4 separate regions of the Homo sapiens genome follow, and regions 2, 3 and 4 are each linked to region 1. The links are chromatin loops, found by intact Hi-C in ENCODE. Cell type or tissue: PC-3. All regions are shown on one strand. Each heading gives the region's core, and the rest is flanking DNA. Links, peaks and the distances in the headings are about the cores only.

Evidence for each region. Hi-C counts contacts between places; a loop is a spot of excess contacts. Peaks named below come from ENCODE experiments on the same cell type or tissue, not always from the same donor. Only the 100,000 strongest peaks of a DNase experiment are listed, where the experiment ranks them.
Region 2: a loop joins it to region 1, with 5 times the contacts of the local background. A loop is called at or near these places in 3 of 110 quality-filtered maps.
Region 3: it touches region 1 in a loop (6-fold over the local background); 15 of 110 quality-filtered maps call a loop at or near these places.
Region 4: a loop joins it to region 1, with 17 times the contacts of the local background. A loop is called at or near these places in 4 of 110 quality-filtered maps.

What each region holds. Positions count from the first base shown.
Region 1 is chr14:34,496,652-34,500,982 of GRCh38, forward strand. No RefSeq gene overlaps it. Among named protein-coding and RNA genes, the nearest start is that of SPTSSA, 37 kb to the left of the region's middle. RefSeq lists enhancers at 1-514, 1-1,084 and a silencer at 2,318-2,417. In PC-3, for the core only: a CTCF peak has its summit at 2,332; a DNase peak (open chromatin) is centred at 2,330; H3K27ac peaks cover 1,025 bases.
Region 2 is chr14:34,429,953-34,434,001 of GRCh38, forward strand. SPTSSA (serine palmitoyltransferase small subunit A) reads right to left here. Exons shown (of 2, transcript NM_138288.4): 2 at 2,836-4,049. Among named protein-coding and RNA genes, the nearest start is that of SPTSSA, 30 kb to the right of the region's middle. In PC-3, for the core only: no CTCF peak of the experiment used is centred there; no DNase peak of the experiment used is centred there.
Region 3 is chr14:34,363,503-34,367,833 of GRCh38, forward strand. No RefSeq gene overlaps it. Among named protein-coding and RNA genes, the nearest start is that of SPTSSA, 97 kb to the right of the region's middle. In PC-3, for the core only: CTCF peaks have their summits at 1,175 (motif pointing left), 2,016 (motif pointing right) and 2,215; a DNase peak (open chromatin) is centred at 919; H3K4me3 peaks cover 105 bases; H3K27ac peaks cover 1,162 bases.
Region 4 is chr14:33,837,026-33,841,356 of GRCh38, forward strand. No RefSeq gene overlaps it. Among named protein-coding and RNA genes, the nearest start is that of EGLN3, 110 kb to the right of the region's middle. RefSeq lists a silencer at 2,578-2,872. In PC-3, for the core only: CTCF peaks have their summits at 2,749 (motif pointing right) and 2,954; no DNase peak of the experiment used is centred there.

The DNA.
Region 1 (4,331 bases), core at 1,230-3,729:
TTCTTTTGGATTCTGTAAGTGCTAATGTTGAGAAATTCATGACTATTGCTTACCTGTTTGCATTTTATTTAAGGATGTTCTGGAAGAGCATTATCACATTTTCCCATCAGAGCTTGTGCAAAGAGGAAGCATTAGTGCTTCCTCCATCACTAAAGGAGAGGCCTTGCTTTTGAAGGCGGGGCCAGAGATTCTGCAAGTAGCTCACAGCGTGGCTTAAGGCTCTGCGTGAAGGCTCAAGTTAGCCGATTTTGACACATATGCAAATGATTATTTGCTAATCAAGCAACAACCAGAGTCATTAGCGCCTTTACAGCCCTTGGGATTGTGAGGACAAGTTGGTCAGGAGACAGGTGGCGCTCACTACCCCCATCTTGGATCCGTTGAGAGTTGCAGATCAGTAAAAACTTGGGAGCAACCCCGATGACTCATCTCTGAGTTGTCTCAACAGTGTGTTCCGGGAACTGGTAGAACAAATGGAATCTTTCAAAGGCCCGGGTCGCAAGAAGCTCACAGCCCAGATACGTAAGCATTACGCACAATTCCATTACCCCTGCAAGGCAAGCAGCCCATGCCAGCAACAGAGGCCAACCAGCCACAGGCTTCACTCAGGCAGCTTTGGTTTCATCTACAGATCCTGCTTTATTGTAACATGAGCACTGATGAAAAATTGGTAGGACTGAGAAAGTTAAAACTCTGTGCTGCCCAGATTAGGATAACAGACACACATAAAGGCATCTACAAAATTAAGAAGAAAGCGTCTCTCCCAATGACACATTACAGCTGTAAAGTATTGTCTTCTTTGAATGACCACTGCTCTCTTACTGAAATCCTTTGTTCTTTGAAATCACAGAGTATCAGAAACTTTGCTGTATGAAATTCTATCAGTAAGAATGAAATATTCCACTCTTGGCCAGGTGACTCTAAGTCACCTTAATACAGAGAAGCAGCCTTAATTGACAACCCAAGTCTAAGGCTTCCGAATGGGGATCTGTGTACACAGCATTCCTCATCTAAACTTTGCAGTTTCCAAGGAAACAGCACTCTAAGGGCATTTTGCAGTTCAGGCCTGACATTGATTTTTTTACACAAGCCCTGTTTTGCTTTGAGTTGTCAAAACACTGCTTCATTGAAAGTTTATCTCCACCCTTCCCCCAAATCCTACATAAACTGTCCTTTGAGGGCAGGCGTGGTGGCTCATGCCTGTAATCCCAGCACTTTGGGAGGCTGAGGCAGGCGGATCACTTGAGGTCGGGAGTTCTAGACCAGCCTGGACCCGTCTCTACTAAAAATACAAAAATTAGCAAGGCGTGGTGGCAGGCGTCTGTTATCCCAGCTACTGGGAGGCTGAGGCAGGAGAATCATTTGAACCTGGGAAGCGGAGATTGGAGTGAGCCCAGATCATGCCACTGCACTCTAGCCTGGACAAGAGCAAAACTCCCTCTCAAAAAAAAATAAATAAATAAAATAAAACACACACACAGAAAAACAAACAAAAAACTGTCCTTTGGTCCTCTGGTGTACAGTCTACCTCATTGCAACGGGTTAATAAACCTGACTTTCTCAGATTCCAAGTCTGTGCCTGAATGGGCTAGGACTGCATCGCAATCTATGAGAACCCTGCTGGTCTCAAAAAGGCTACATAACAATCTGTTTAGTATAGTATTTGGGATATGACTATACAGGTGTTGCAGGGAAAAACATTTAGCAAATTTATGCCTGAGATTCAGTTTCTTAATAAATATAGTCATTTGTTAGCTTAAAACTTAATTCTGTCCTTGAATTATGATTATTAAAATGTGAAAATAGCATTTTAAGAGCCTTAAAGTCTGCTTTAAAAGAAAAGTAAGATATGGGACCAGGCATGGTGCCTCACACCTGTAATCCCAGCAGTTTGGGAAGCCCAGGTGGGAGGATTGCTTGAGCCCAGGAATTTGAGACCAGCCTGGGCAACATAGTGAACCCTTGTCTCTAAAAAAAAAAAAAAAATTGTTTTTTAATTAGCAAGGCATGGTGGGCACACCTATAGTCCCAGCTACTTGGGAAGCTGAGAGGGAGGATTGCTTGAGCCTGGGAGGTAGAGGCTGCAGTGAGCCATGACTGCACCACTGCACTCCAGCCTGCTCAACAGAGCAAGACTCTGTCTTGAAAATATATACACGGAAAATTTGCATTCAGAGAAAAAAAATTCTCAGAGTTTGGTCAAAGAAAGTTAGCCTCACAGGGCTGAATTCCTGGCCAATTCATACTAATCCTGTAAGACTTGGCTCAAACATTCTCTCTTCTTGAAAGCTGTCCCTAATCCTTCTCTTCTATACTCTGGTGGCACCTGCTGTTATATTTGTGCCATGGCACACGCCAACCACAATATTGGGGTTGTTGGTTTACCTGTTTTCCCTGTTCATCTCAACTCATTGAGAGCAGAGCCCCTGTCACTGATCTGTAAATTGCACCTGGCACACAGGAGGAACTCAATTCATGATGAATAGATGAAGCTGTGAATGGAGGGGAGGTTAGGAGCAAGAAAACCAGTTGGAAGATGGTTGTGATGGTCCACAAGGGATGAACATAACCTGGACACCGTGTTTGACTAGATGAAAAAGTAGATGAGTATGGAACATTATATTTTATTCTATTTTTATTATTTTTTGAGATGGAGTTTTGCTCTTGTTGCCCAGGCTGGAGTGCAGTGGCGTGATCTCAGCTCAATGCAACCTCCGCCTCCCGGGTTCAAGTGATTCTCCTGCCTCAGCCTCCTGAGTAGGTGGGATTAGAGGCGCCTGCCACCACGCCTGACTAATTTTTTTTTCTTTTTTTTTTTGAGCTAGAGTCTGACTCTGTCGCCCAGGCTGGAGTGAAGTGCAGCAGGCTGGTCTTGAACTCCTGACCACAGGTGATCCGCCCACCTCGGCCTCCCAAAGTGCTGGGATTACAGGCATGAGCCACTGCGTCTGGCCTAATTTTTGTATTTTTAGTAGAGACAGGGTTCCGCCATGCTGGCCAGGCTGGTCTTGAATTCCTGACATCAGGTGATCTGCCTGCCTTGGCCCCCCAAAGTGCTGGGATTACAGGTGTGAGCTACCGCGCCCAGCCTTGGAACATTTTAAAGGAAGAAGAGGCTGGGTGTGGTGGCTCACGCCTGTAATCCCAACTGGGAGGCCGAGGCTGGAGGATCACTTGAGGTCAAGAGTTCAAGATCAGCCTGGCCAATATGGTGAAGCCCTGTCTCCACTAAAAATACATAAATTACCCAGGAATGGTGGTGGATGCCTGTAATCCCAGCTAGTTGGGAGGCTGTTGCTAGAGAATCGCTTGAACCTAGGAGGCAGAGGTTGCAGTGAGCCAAGATCGCGCCACTGCACTCCAGCCTGGGCAACAGAGGGAAACTGTGTCTCAAAAATAGGTAAGTAAATAAATAAATAAAGGATTAAAGGAATAAATAAAATAAAGACTTGATGATTAAGTGAAAACAAGAAACAAAGAATAGAGAATCAAATAAATTTAAAATTTTTTAAACCTACACAGATAGGGAGTGGAAACTACAACTGGAATAGAGGAATCCTAAAGTAGCTAGTTCATGCATTTGAGATAAGATTTTGCGAGATCCTTGGAAAATCTATTATGCTTTTGGACATTCAAAATTAAAGTCAAGGCTCAAAATAGACTTGGGAGTCATTAACATTGAGGCTGAAACTTTTTTTAAAAAGTAGATGAACTCTCTGAAGAAGAGACTGTGTGTTGAGTACAAGGCTGAAACACTGAAACTTGGAAAATGCAAAGGTCTAAAGCAAAAAAGGAGGGAGGAAGAGGCAACAAAGATGAGTGTGTTCATGGAGAAACAGGGAAGTGCAACAACCCAGACACCAATGGAGAAGCGCTGCCTGCAGGGGAGGAGAGGAAAACCCAAGAGAATCACCTGAAAAACTATTCAAACTCAAAGTTCAGCAAGGTGCTAAGTTGCAAAGTACAGCAACCACTTACAACAATTGATGGCTTTCCTCCAACTATAGCCTATTACAAAATATAATGGACAGGCCGGGCGCAGTGGCTCACACCTGTAATCCCAGCACTTTGGGAGGCCAAGGCGGGTGGATTACCTGAGGTCAGGAGTTCGAGACCATCCTGACCAACAAAGTAAAACCCCGTCTCTACTAAAAATACAAAAATTAGCCAGGTGTGGTGGCAGTCTGTAGTCCCAGGTACTCAGGAGGCTGAGACAGGAGAATTGCTTGAACCCGGGAGGCGGAGGTTGCAGTGAGCACCATTGCACTCCAGCCTGGGCAACAGGAAAGACTCCGTCTCAAAAAAAAAAAAAAAAAAAAAAAAAAAAGAAA
Region 2 (4,049 bases), core at 1,550-4,049, 66 kb before region 1:
CCCTTCATTTTGGAGGGAGATACTATCTCTATCTTCTCTATCATATAAACATCCTTGAAAAATTATGCAGTCAGTACCTCTGCTTATAAGATATACAGAAACACTAGTGGTCCATGGAGACTCATCTAATTAGCCATACCTTGTTTTGTTGCACATCACTTTGTTGTGCTTCAGACATTGCATTTTTTACATGATGAAGGTTCGTAGCAATGCTCTCAATCGACCCTGCAAGTCTATGGCACCATTTTTCCAGCCTCGAGTGCTCATTTCATATCTCTGTCACATTTTGGTAATTCCTGCAACATTTCAAACTTTTCCATTATTATTATATCCGTTATGGTAATCTGTGATGTTATTGTTTTGGGGTGCCACAAACCATCCCTATTTAACAGGTGAACTTAATTGATAAATGTTGTGTATGTTCTGCCTGCTCCACTGACCAGCAGTTCTTCTGTGTCTCTCTCTCTGCAGGGCTCCTCATTCCCTGAGACATAACACTATTGAAATTAGGCCAATTAATAACCCTACTATGGCCTCTAAATGTTCACGTGAAAATAAGAGTCACACATCTATTTATTATTTTTTGAGATGGGGGTCTCACTCTGTCGCTCAGGCTGGAGTGCAGTGGTGCGATTGTGGCTGACTGCAGCCTCAACCTCCCAGGCTCAGGCGATCCTCCCACCTCAGCCTCCCAACTTGCTGTGACTACAGGTGTATACCACCATGCCTGGTTAATTTTTTTTTTTTAAGTTTTTGTAGAGATGGGGTCGTGCCATGTTGCCCAGGCTGGTCTCTAACTCCTGGGCTCAAGCAATCCTTCCGCCTCAGCCTCCCAAAGTGCTGAGGTTACAGACACGAGCCACTGTGCCTGGCCACATTTCTCACTTTAAATCAAAAGCTAGAAATATTCCAGGCTGCTGATAGGGAAAAATAATAATAAATTGTTTTAAAGCTAGAAATGCTACTCCTGTGAACACACAAATGGCAAGAAAGTATTACAGACTTAGTGCTGAAAATAAATAAAGTCTTAGTGGTCTGGATAAAACATCAAACCAGCCACAATATTCCCTTAAGCTAAAGCCTAATTCAGAGCAAGGCCCTAGCTCTCTTCAATTCTACGAAGGCTGAGAGAGGTAAGGTAGCTGCAGAAGAAAAGTTTGAAGCTAGTGTAAGTTGGTTCATGAGGTTTAAGGAAAGAAGTCATCTTCGTAAGATAAAAGTGCAAGGTAAAGCAGCAAATGCTGATTTGGAAGATGTGGCAAATAATGCAGCTACGGCTAAGATCATTGATGAAGATGGCTATACTAAATAAGATTTTCACTGTAGACAAAACAGCCTTATATTGGAAGACACCCTCTAGAATTTACATAGCTAGAGAGAAGTCAATGCCTGGCTTCAAAACTTCAAAGGCTGACTCTTGTTAGGGGTTAATGCAGCTGGTAACTTTAAGTTGAAACTAATGTTTATTTACCATTACAAAAATCCTAGGGCCCTTAAGAATTATGCTAAATCAGGCCGGGCGTGGTGGCTCATGCCTGTAATCCCAGCACTTTGGGAGGCCGAGGTGGACGGATCACGAGGTCAAGAGATTGAGACCATCCTGGCCAACACGGTGAAACCCCGTCTCTACTAAAAATACAAAAATTAGCTGGGTGCAGTGGTGCGCGCCTGTAGTCCCAGCTACTCGGGAGGCTGAGGTAGGAGAATCGCCTGAACCCGGGAGGCAGTGGCTGCAGTGAAACGAGATCACACCACTGCACTCCAGCCTGGTGACAGAGACTCTGTATCAAAAAAAAAAAAAAAAAGAATTATGTTAAATCTACTCTGCCTGTGCTCTATTAATGGAACTTTGCAATAAAGACTGGTGACAGCACATTTATGACATGGTTTACCAAATATTTTAAGCCCACCATTGAGACCTACTACTATTTTGAAGATTCTCTTCAAAATATTACTGCTCATTAACAATGCATCTAGTCACCCAAGAGCTCTGATAGAGATGTACAAGGAGATTAATATCATTTCCATGCCTGCCAACACAGCATCCATTCTGTGGCCCATGGATCAAGGATTTACCTTGACTTTGAGGTCTTTATTATTTAAGAAATACATTTTGTAAGGCTATAGCTGCCATAGGTAGTAATTACTCTGATGGACCTAGGCAGTCAATTGAAAAGCTTCCAGAAATGATTCACCATTCTAGATGCCATTATAATAAAAGATTTATGATTCATGGGAGGAGGTCAAAATATTAACAGTAACAGGAGTTGCAAAGTTGATTCCAACTTTTATGGATGACTTGGAGGGGTTCAAAATTTCAGTGGAGGAAGTTAACTGTAGATATGCTAAAAATAGCAAGAGAACTACATATGGAGCCTGATGATGTGAGTGAATTACTGCAATCTCACGGTAAAACTTGAACAGACAAGGTTTTGCCTTTTATGGATGAGCAAAGAAAGTGGTTTCTTGAGATGGCATATACACCTGGTGAAGGTGCTATGAACATTGTTGAAATTACAATGAAGGACTTAGGATATTTTATAAACTTAGTTGATAAAGCAGCAGCAGGGTTTGAAAGGATTGCTTCCAATTTTGGAGGAAGTTCCATTGTGGGTAAAAGGCTATCAAATAGCTTACATGCTACAGAGAAATCTTTCATGAATGAAGAGTTGATCAATGCAGCAAACTTTATTGTTGTCTTATTTTTAAAAATTGCCATAGCCACCCCAACCTTCCGCAACCATGACCCAGATCAGTCAGCAGCCATCAACATCAAGGCAAGACCCTCCACCAACAAAAAATTATGACTTGTTGAAGGCTCAAATAATCATTAGCTTTTTTCAGCAATAAATAATTCTTTAATTAAGATAGGTATATTGGGTGTTTTTTTTTTTTAGCCATAATGCTACTGCACACTTAATAGACTACAGGATGGTGTAAATGTAACTTTTATATGCAGGGGAAAACCAAAAAACTTCATGTGACTCACTTTATTGAGATATTCACTTTATTGCAGTGGTCTGAAACTGAACCCACAATAACTACAAGGTATGCTTGTAAATACCTTATTTTTAACAAAAAGTGAAAATGATTTCCCTGTTATTTACTAACAAATAGACCAGACATTTGCATCAGACAGTGAGCATAAACTTCTCTGATCACCTCTCAAGAGACATCTCCCATTTCTCTTTTGACTCTCCTCAAGATTTCCTGTAAGACCAAACTTTATCTTCCATATGTCTCACAGGTCAGTGTTCATAATAACCATCAGTTATACAACAGCAATTTAATGAATCTCAGAGTGAAGACAAATTGCCGGTTTCTGAGTAGAGGGCCAGGATAGGTCACCTGGATACTCATTGAAACTAATGATTCTCAACTTCTCCTGCCTTCAACTCACCAGAGGAATATTAGACATCCACTTGTTAGTGGTTCTCTATGGGGGATAGTAGAGGAAAGCCAAATTTGGGCATTAATAGAACAAATCTTATGTTAAATCCTCGTATTATTTTTCTTGAGATAATATGACTACAGCTCAGATATAACCATATCCAATTTTTAACTACTTCAAACCAAGTAATTCCATATTATTCTCACTACTCCTATCTAATTGTGGTATCAATTGGCTCTAAAAATATTAAACACATATATATTACTTGAGACCTCTAGACTATAAAATACTTCAAAAGTCTAGTCCTTAAAACGTAGGGCAAAAAATACCTCAATTTTGGCCGGGCGCGGTGGCTCACGCCTGTAAACCCAGCACTTTGGGAGGCCGAGGCAGGTGGATCAGGAGGTCAGGAGTTTGAGACCATCCTGGCCAACACAGTGAAACCCCGTCTCTACTACAGATACAAAAAATTAGCCAGGCATGGTGGCAGGTGCCTGTAATCCCAGCTATTCAGGAGGCTGAGGCAGGAGAATCACTTGATCCCAGGAGATGGAGGTTGCAGTGAACCGAGATCATGCTGTTGCACTCCATCCTGGGCGACAGGGCAAGACTCCGTCTCAAAAAAAAAAAAACAAAAAAACAACCCAGCAACACACAT
Region 3 (4,331 bases), core at 825-3,324, 130 kb before region 1:
AGGCTTTTGATCCCAGAATCGAGTGTCCTCAGAAATAAAGTTTTCCATTACTTATACTCACTGGCTCATAGCATAAGTTCAGTACATTATTATGTTCATTATGTCTATGTTTTCCACAATTTTACCAAAGTCTGCTCCTGGGGAGGAGTAATGTGAAAGAGAAATTAGGAAGGAAGAACTGGAGAAAATTCTATACACCCTCTTATAACAAACAGCTTGGTCTTTACTCATTAAGCAATGAAAGCAATTAGATTCTGCTCTGCCTTCTCCCACTGCCGAGGGGAAGCGCTTCCCAAAAGTGAGCCACACCAGGCGTGGTGTGCACAGCCTGTCCCACATGAGAGCGTTGACAGGAACTGTAAGTCAAGGGCCCCAGGAGGTGTGTGAGAGTCATAGAGAGCCTTTTCCTCTCATCAAAGCAGGGCACACTAAGCTGCTCCTAGCCCAGGAGGACACCCTGGTTCCAAATCAAACCAGCTGTTTGCTGGTAACCATGTTAGCCAAGTTCAGAGTGGGAGGGGAGATAGGTTCTTACACATCATTTCCTGCATCCACTCCCTTAACGGGGCCCTTTATCATCCCACTCTGTTCCTTTCCTTCCTGGATGACTACAGTCTGCTTCTCACCGTGATGCCACTACTGGGGCACATAGCAGAGATCCCCAAACATTTGTTATCAGGTTTGAGATAACCAGTGTCATCATCAGGGTTCTCCATAGGAACAGAACCAATAGGGTGGGGGAAGTAGGGAGACAGAGATTAATTTAAGAAATTGGCTCACACAATCATGAGAGCTGATAAGTCTGAAATCCACGAGTTAGGCTGGCGAGTCCAGCAATAAGTTGATGTATTAAGTCTGACGATCTGGAGGCAGAATTCCTTCCTCTTCAAGGGACCTGAGTCTTTTAATGACTTCCGCTGACTCAGTGAGACCCACCCATATTGTGGAGAGCAATCTGCTTTCCCCAAAGTCCGCTGATTTAAATGTTAGTCACCTATTCTTAAAATACCTGCACAGCAACATCTAGATTTGCAAATAGCTGAACACAATAATTCAGTCAACTTGATACATAAAATTAACCATCACGATCAGAGTGAAGGGAGGATGTCGACCAGAGAACCTCTAAGTGAGAGAAGGACATACTGCCCCCAGCTGTGCACCTCATCTCACTGGAAACCCTGAAAACCTTCAGAAAGGGAGTTAAAGAAAGGGAAAAAAGGCCGGGCACGGTGGCTCACGCCTGTAATCCCAGCACTTTGGGAGGCCAAGGTGGGTGGATCACTTGAGGTCAGGAGTTCGAGACCAGCGTGGCCAACATGGTGAAACCCCATTTCTACTAAAAATACAAAAAAAAAAAAGAAAATTAGCTGGGCGTGATGGCAGGTGCCTGTAATCCCAGCTACTCAGGAGGCTGAGGCAGGAGAATCACTGGAACCCGGGAGGCAGAGGTTGCAGTGAGCTGAGATTGTGCCATTGCACTCCCGCGTTGGGGGGCAGAGCAAGACTTTATCTCAAAAAAAAATAAAAGAGGGAAAAAAAGCCCACAGTGGGAGCTCAACAGCTGCAATCATCTAGAAGGCACACAGTCTACATTCTGAGCAGAACACCCTCACTTCTTGAACCGCTAGATAAATTCCTCATTCTCCACATTAGTTTAAGCCATTTAACTTAGTATCGAAGTTGCTCACAAGAGACAAAAAGAACTGCAAAGAAATCTGAAGCTTACGCATATTCATATATTACTTTACTCACATAATATTGTCAGTAGTATTAGTATTGTGACTTCAAAACTGTTTTATGAAAATGTAGAAGAAAGCAAATAAAATATATTGATGTTATTAGGAACAAAGATTTTCAACGTAAGAGAAATTAGATGATATATAACATAAAACAGAGTTAAGAAGGGAAAAAACAACTCTGTAAAGTTGAAATTGGAACTCTCAGTTCAAACACATGATTGTGTATTTCTGAGCTTTGTCCACTAGAAGGAACTAAGAGCAATGAGATCCCAGTAGTGCTAAGCACAAATAGTACCCACACCTCGGCTTTTAAATACAGTTCCCTATTCAAAAGGATGAGAAATCCTCAGAGAAATGGCTGGTTCCAGGGCTCGGGCAGAGAACACAAAAGATGAGCCAAGGACATCTTCTGCCAGAAAGTAAAAGAAGTACGTAAGGACCAAGGGGGTTATATCAAAAGAAAACAGGAGGAAAACTGTGTGGCGACCTCTACCAAAGTAAACATACCCTATGAGCAAGGAATTCCACTTCTACCCCTATTCTCCTTACCCAAAAAAATGTGTTGACCCCAAGTACCAGAATGTTCATAGGGGCACATAATAGTCAAAACCTGGAATCATCCTTAATGTCCACCTACACTAGAATGAATAAATAAATGGCAGGAGCAATGAAAAACAAAGAACTGCAGCTGCACACACAAGAGTGAATCTCATGAGCATACAGACGTGCAAAGGAACCAGACAGAAAAGCGTACATGTGGTATGATTCCATTGACACAAAATTCCAAAACAGCCAAACTGATCAATAGGTTTAGAAGTAAAGCTGGTGGTTACTGGTGTGGGGACAAAAGTGATAGGAAGAGGGTGTGATTGGGGCTTCAGGCTCCTGGTAATGTTTTGTTTCTTGATCTAGGAGCTAGCTATTCATGTGTTTGCTTTGTGAACATTCTTTGAACTATAGACTTGATTTTTTGTGCATTTATCTATATGTTATATTTCAATGTAAAAATCATTTACTTTTTAAAAAGCCAACTTGTAGGCTGGGCACAGTGGCTGATGCATGTAATCCCGGCACTTTGGGAGGCCAAGGTGGGCAGATCACCTGAGGTCAGGAGGTCGAGACCAGCCTGGCCAACATGGTGAAACACTGTCTCTACTAAAAATACAAAAATTAGCCAGGCACAGTGGCAGACACCTGTAATCCCAGCTACTCAGGAGGCTGAGGCAGAAGAATTGCTTGGACCCAGGAGGCAGAGGTTGCAGTGAGCCAAGATCGCACCACAGCACTCCAGCCTGGGCAACAAAGTGAGACTCCATCTCAATAAATAAATAGCCGACTTGAAGGGTTTCCCACGGGCCGAATTGGATACAATTTAACGTCAAAAAGGATAATGATGGTAGCTCTTTATTAATGAAGATACGTGAATCCCAGGGCAGGGAGTGGGGAGGATAAACAGGACAGCTCTTCTTTACAAAAGTAAGACACTCATAAATGTAAAAGAAATGACAAAATTCGAAGATCACCATTTTGTAACCCCTGATATAATCATTGATTCATGTAACAATCACCAGTGGAAGCCAAAACCTTTGGATGAAAACTTGTTAGCATACGGGCTATCCCTAGAGTACCAAAGTACCATCCCAGGGACCACTTACTTTTACAAAGAAGAGAAACTGGGCCAGGCACAGTGGCTCATGCCTGTAATCCCAGCACTTTGGGAGGCCAAGGTGGGCGGATCACAAGGTTAGGAGTTCGAGACCAGCCTGGCCAACATGGTGAAACCCCGTCTCTACTAAAAATTCAAAAATTAGCTGGGCATGGTGGCACACGCCTGTAGTCCCAGCTACTTGGGAGACTGAGGCAGAAGAATTTCTTGAACCCGGGAGGCAGAGGTTGCAGTGAGCTGAGATCGCGCCACTGCACTCCAGCCTGGGTGATAGAGCAAGACTCCATCTCAAAAAATATATAAAATAAACAAAGAAGAGCAACTGTACCTTTGAAATGGAGAGGTATGGTGGTGACCACCTTAATCCAGTGATTGAATTTCACATCACAAAAAATGGAACACTGTGGCATTACATGCTTCCTGATATGATGCAAATTCAACAACCTAATCTAAGGCAGTAGCGCTTCTTAATTGCATTAGAATCACCCGAGGAGCTTTTCAAACTCCTAATGCCAACTACGGCAGAATCTACTTGGGCAGGGGCGGGGGCCGGAGTTGCCAAGCATCAGTATTTTTTAAAGCTTCCCACATGATTGTAATGTACAGTTAAGATATTCTGAACAAAAACGTATACTCGAATCTAACTTCTAGTTTAAAGAATATACAGGAGATAGAGCAGTGGTTCTTACTTCTGACCTCATATTAGAGCCACCCGGAGATTTTTGAAAGTAGGGCCACCTGGGCTGCATCCCAAGGGCTTCTGATTTAACTGGATTAGAGCAGCACTCAGACATTTGTATGAAATTTCTAGGTTTTTAGTTTTGTATTTAAAACCCCCAGTGAGAACAGAGTGGACCAATTTATTACTTCTTCTTTGTAAGGCCAATTAATCAAAACAAGGAATTCTAATGTACAGCCCGGGTTAA
Region 4 (4,331 bases), core at 1,216-3,715, 660 kb before region 1:
ATCTAGACCTAACACAGGCAACTAAGAGGAGGTACTGACTGTGACGTAAAGACCACATTCCTGAAGCAGCAGCTCCAGGGATACCCGAGCTATAGAGCTGGCATAGCAACAACGTCTTTCCAGACTATCAGTGAAAAAAGTAGTTGTCCTCGAGGATAGCCCAGTTTTTATGAATGTGGATCAGATGGGCCTGGGTTTGAATCCTAGTGCTATTACTTAGTGACCACATGATCCCTGTCAAGTCGCTTATGTGCTATATGCCTCAGCTTCTCGCTTTTGTGCTATATGCCTCAGCTGATAAGATGGGGGTAATAAGCGTTGCACTGTGTCACAGTTACTATTGTGAGGATCATATTGGATCTATGGCCTGTGATGTAATCAGCACGACACCTGGCATGTAATAAATGCTCAGTAAGTATTGTTCTTGCTGTTAAACTCTGTTGATCTGGGAGCAAGTAGCCCCAGGCATAATATTCCCCAACTTTGCCCTCCTGGCTCACTTAAATGTAACCAGACTGGGTTCTTTGATTTTAACTTGTGAGAGAGAAAAGAATTTTTTCCCTAAAGTTTCTGAAACTTAAACATTAAAATACTCACTTGAGGAGGAATGGGGTGATTTGCTCAAAAAGTACAAAGTTTCAGGTAGACAGGATGAATTACTATTGTACAGTCACCATGCTGTCCAATAATCTTCAGATTAGTTATTCAGATTATATATTTAATAAGTGTATTAAACACTTGAAAATTGCTAACAGATCTTAAATGTTCTCACCCCAAAAAATACTATGTGAGATGATAGATATGTTAATTAGCTTGTCTGTGGCAATATTTCACAATGTATACATATATTAAAACATTATGTTGTACACTACAAATATATACAATTAGTCAATTATACCTCAATAAAACTGAAAAAATAGTCACTTGAGGCAAGAGCTATGGAAATGTATCTGCCCCCAGATTCGGGTCTCCTAAGTAGTTTTTTTGGGGGATCAAATTCCATAGAAGCATACTGGCAACTCGACCTAGAGGAAAGCCTGGGCTTTTTTTCTACATTTGTGTAACTGATGTCTGAAGAACGTCAGAACAAACAATCAGGAACATTATAGGAACTGCCTTCCTGAAACTGCAGCAAGCCAGATCAAGTAATGAGCTCATTTGGAAACCCTAGAGACACAGTTTCAAGAAGAGAAGCATACAGAGACTAAAGGGGCCATTTTTAAGTAAAAGATAAATAACATTTTTAAGAAAATTGTTTATTTGGAAAGACTTCAAGCCTACAGTCAGTTAGTAAGATGCTAATTGTTTCTTCTGTAATAATTCCCTTAACCCTAAACTATGGTCAAGACCTTTAAAGAAAGCTTCTGCATTAAGTCAGACTCCATTTCATAAACACACGTACTAGCTCTTTTGACAAAGAATCTGGCAGGAAGTCATGAGCTCTGTTTCCCAGCTGAGGTCAAAAGTCACCAGATATGAAGCAGATTATAGAGAACAAAGGTAAGTCCCAAATTAAATTCTATCCATAGCTTGACTCCTAGAGGTCAAACCTCTAGAGCAGGTCTTAAAATTTAGTGTGCCTAGGAAATGACTTGAGATGCTTGAATTTGGGAGCCATATGTTCAGGGTTTCTTGCTTTGCTTTGCTTTGCTTTGCTTTTCTCTTTTTTTGAGTCGGGGTCTCACTTTGTCACCCAGGCTGAAGTGCAGTGGTGCAGTCATGGCTCACTGCAGCCTCAATCTTCCAGGCTAAGGTGAACCTCCCACCTCAGCCGCACAAGTAGCTGGAACCACACGCATGCGCCACCATGCCTGGCTAATTTTTGTATTTTTGGTAGAGGTACAGTTTTGTCATGTTGCCTAGGCTAGTCTCAAACTCCTGAGCTCAAGCGAACCGCCAGCCTAGGCCTCCCAAAGTGCTGAGATTAAAGGCGTGAGCCACTGCGCCGAGCCAGTTTTTTTCTATTGATTCATAATAATTGTACATATTTATGGGGTACACAGTGGTGTTTTGATACAATGTACAGTGATCAGATCAGGGCAATTAGCATATCCATCATCTCAAACATTTTTCATTTCTTTGTGTTAGGACACATTTCATTCTTATTCATTCAGCAAAGATTTATTGAATGGCTTATGTGTTGGGTGTGGGGATACCAACAAGACCCCTATCTTCACCAAAGCTTATTGTCCAATGGGGCACATGAACAATAATCAGACAATTACAATGCAACACCGGCTAAACGCAACACTGTCATCAGAGACGATTCTCACTTACTCTTCAAAGATCTTCCCAGAAATCAGGGAGTTAAGCCAAAGAAACATGAGAACCAACATCTGTTGGACAATCGTGAGGTGCCAGGCCATTTGTACACACTTGCCCATTTAATCCCCAGGCAGGTAATGTTATCCCCCTTTCCCAGGGGAAGAAACTGTCCGCGTACAAAGGTGGGCTACTCTGGGCCTGGAGTCCAGGTCTTTCTGCCTCCAAAGCCCATGTTCAGATCCACGGGATCCGGCTCACAGTGATAACGACTGCATTCAAGGCTGTATGGCTATGAAATGGCACTGGAGTTTGGGTCACCTGGGTTTTCCAATTGATCATACATTACTGTAGAAGATGGAGAGAGAAACTAATGAATGAAAATAATACAGAAATGCACATAAGAAAATCCTTTGGACAGAGCCATTGTGAAGTGCAAGGAAACTCCCCTTCCACGGCCCTGCGTGGGGTTTCGTGGATACCCCTCGGGTCGAGGGAGATCTTGGCCACTAGAGGGCAGAGTGTACATTGAACAATCACAGCAAAAATCCCAAAGCCCGTTATGAGAAAGAGACCTAATGCTGCATGCTTCATTAACTATTCCAGTGCTGGTAAATATCTGCTGCCCTCCTGTGCAGACAAGGAGCAGATAAAAAATTTTAATGCTAGAATATGACACCTAATCACTGCATTTCGGAACACAATGTGGGGGAGGACTCTTCTGATTGTCTCCATCCATTTCCAGTATTCTTAGAATTATAAGCTGCACACAGTTCAATTAACCCTAAGATTGACGAGGAAAGCCTTCTCCAGTATACTATAAACTTTCCCAATAGCATGAAGCACACAGTGAGTTTAAAAAAGTAAAGAGTTGGCCCTTATTGCCGATGTAACAGCAATAGCCAGACAATAGCCACAGTAATAGCAATAACAGGGAGTTTGGAATGGGCATAGGGTTCATTCCTGGGTCTATTTCTTACCAACTGTCACTTTTTGGGCCAAATTATTTAACCTCTATGAACCCCAGTTTCCTCAGGTATAAATAAAACCTACCCAATAAGTTTGTTGTGAGGCTTAAATTATTAAATACAAATTCTTAGCATAGTCATCAGTCGCTACTGGTAGCTGCTTCATTATGATAATTCATTATTAATAGTAATAGAGTTTTAGCTCCACATTGATATCACAGACATTAAAGCCTCTCCAAAGGCTGTCTTGCCTTCCTGTTGTCACAAAGCCCCTGCACCGTACTCATCATCTCCTCTTTCTTGTTGTAAATGAAGACATTTCCCTCCTCATCAGACAAAGGCCAGTTCTTCCATCTGCAGCCTGGAGGCTCCATCTTCCCACCTTCTTGGGAACTTGACGCTTTCAGTCATCATTTGTCATGTGTGGCTCCTGAGTCTTTACCTTCTCCCTCTTCCTTGCCTCCTTCCATTCTCACATTTAAACATGTTCTAGTCTCTTCTATCTTAAAAGCAAAAACAAGTAAACAAACCCTAACCTCTCCCACTCCCCACAGATGCCTTGAGCTACAGCCTCTATCTCTCCTCACTTTGCAATGAAACTTCTCAGCAGAGCTCCCTGCAAGCCAGTCCCGTTTCCTCCTGTCTACCCACTTCTTAGCTCATTCCAATGTCATTCCGTCTGCCTGCCCTCACAGTGCCTCACATGGCCACGCTACCTCCAGTCTAAGCTCTTCAGTTCTCTTCTTACTTGACCTCTTGGCAGCTTTGCCACAGGTGACCTTCTGAGAACACTGCTGTCCCTCAGGCCCAGGAACACCAAACTATTCCTCAGTGTCTGGGGCTGACTCTGCCATCTTGCCCTAGCCTATTGATGCTGGAATCTTCCAGGCTCTGTCTCAGGCCCTCTTCTTTTCTTATTCTACCCCCTTCTTAGGTGCTTTTGTCTATTCCCACAGATCCAGCTCCATCTCCAAACCCATGTTCCTGGATATCACCCCTGAATGTCTCGTAGGCACCTCAAGCTCGATATGAACCAAACTAAATTACCTCCTCACTTCCTGCACCTCCTCCTGCTGCACACACAGTGAACCCAGCTCTTCA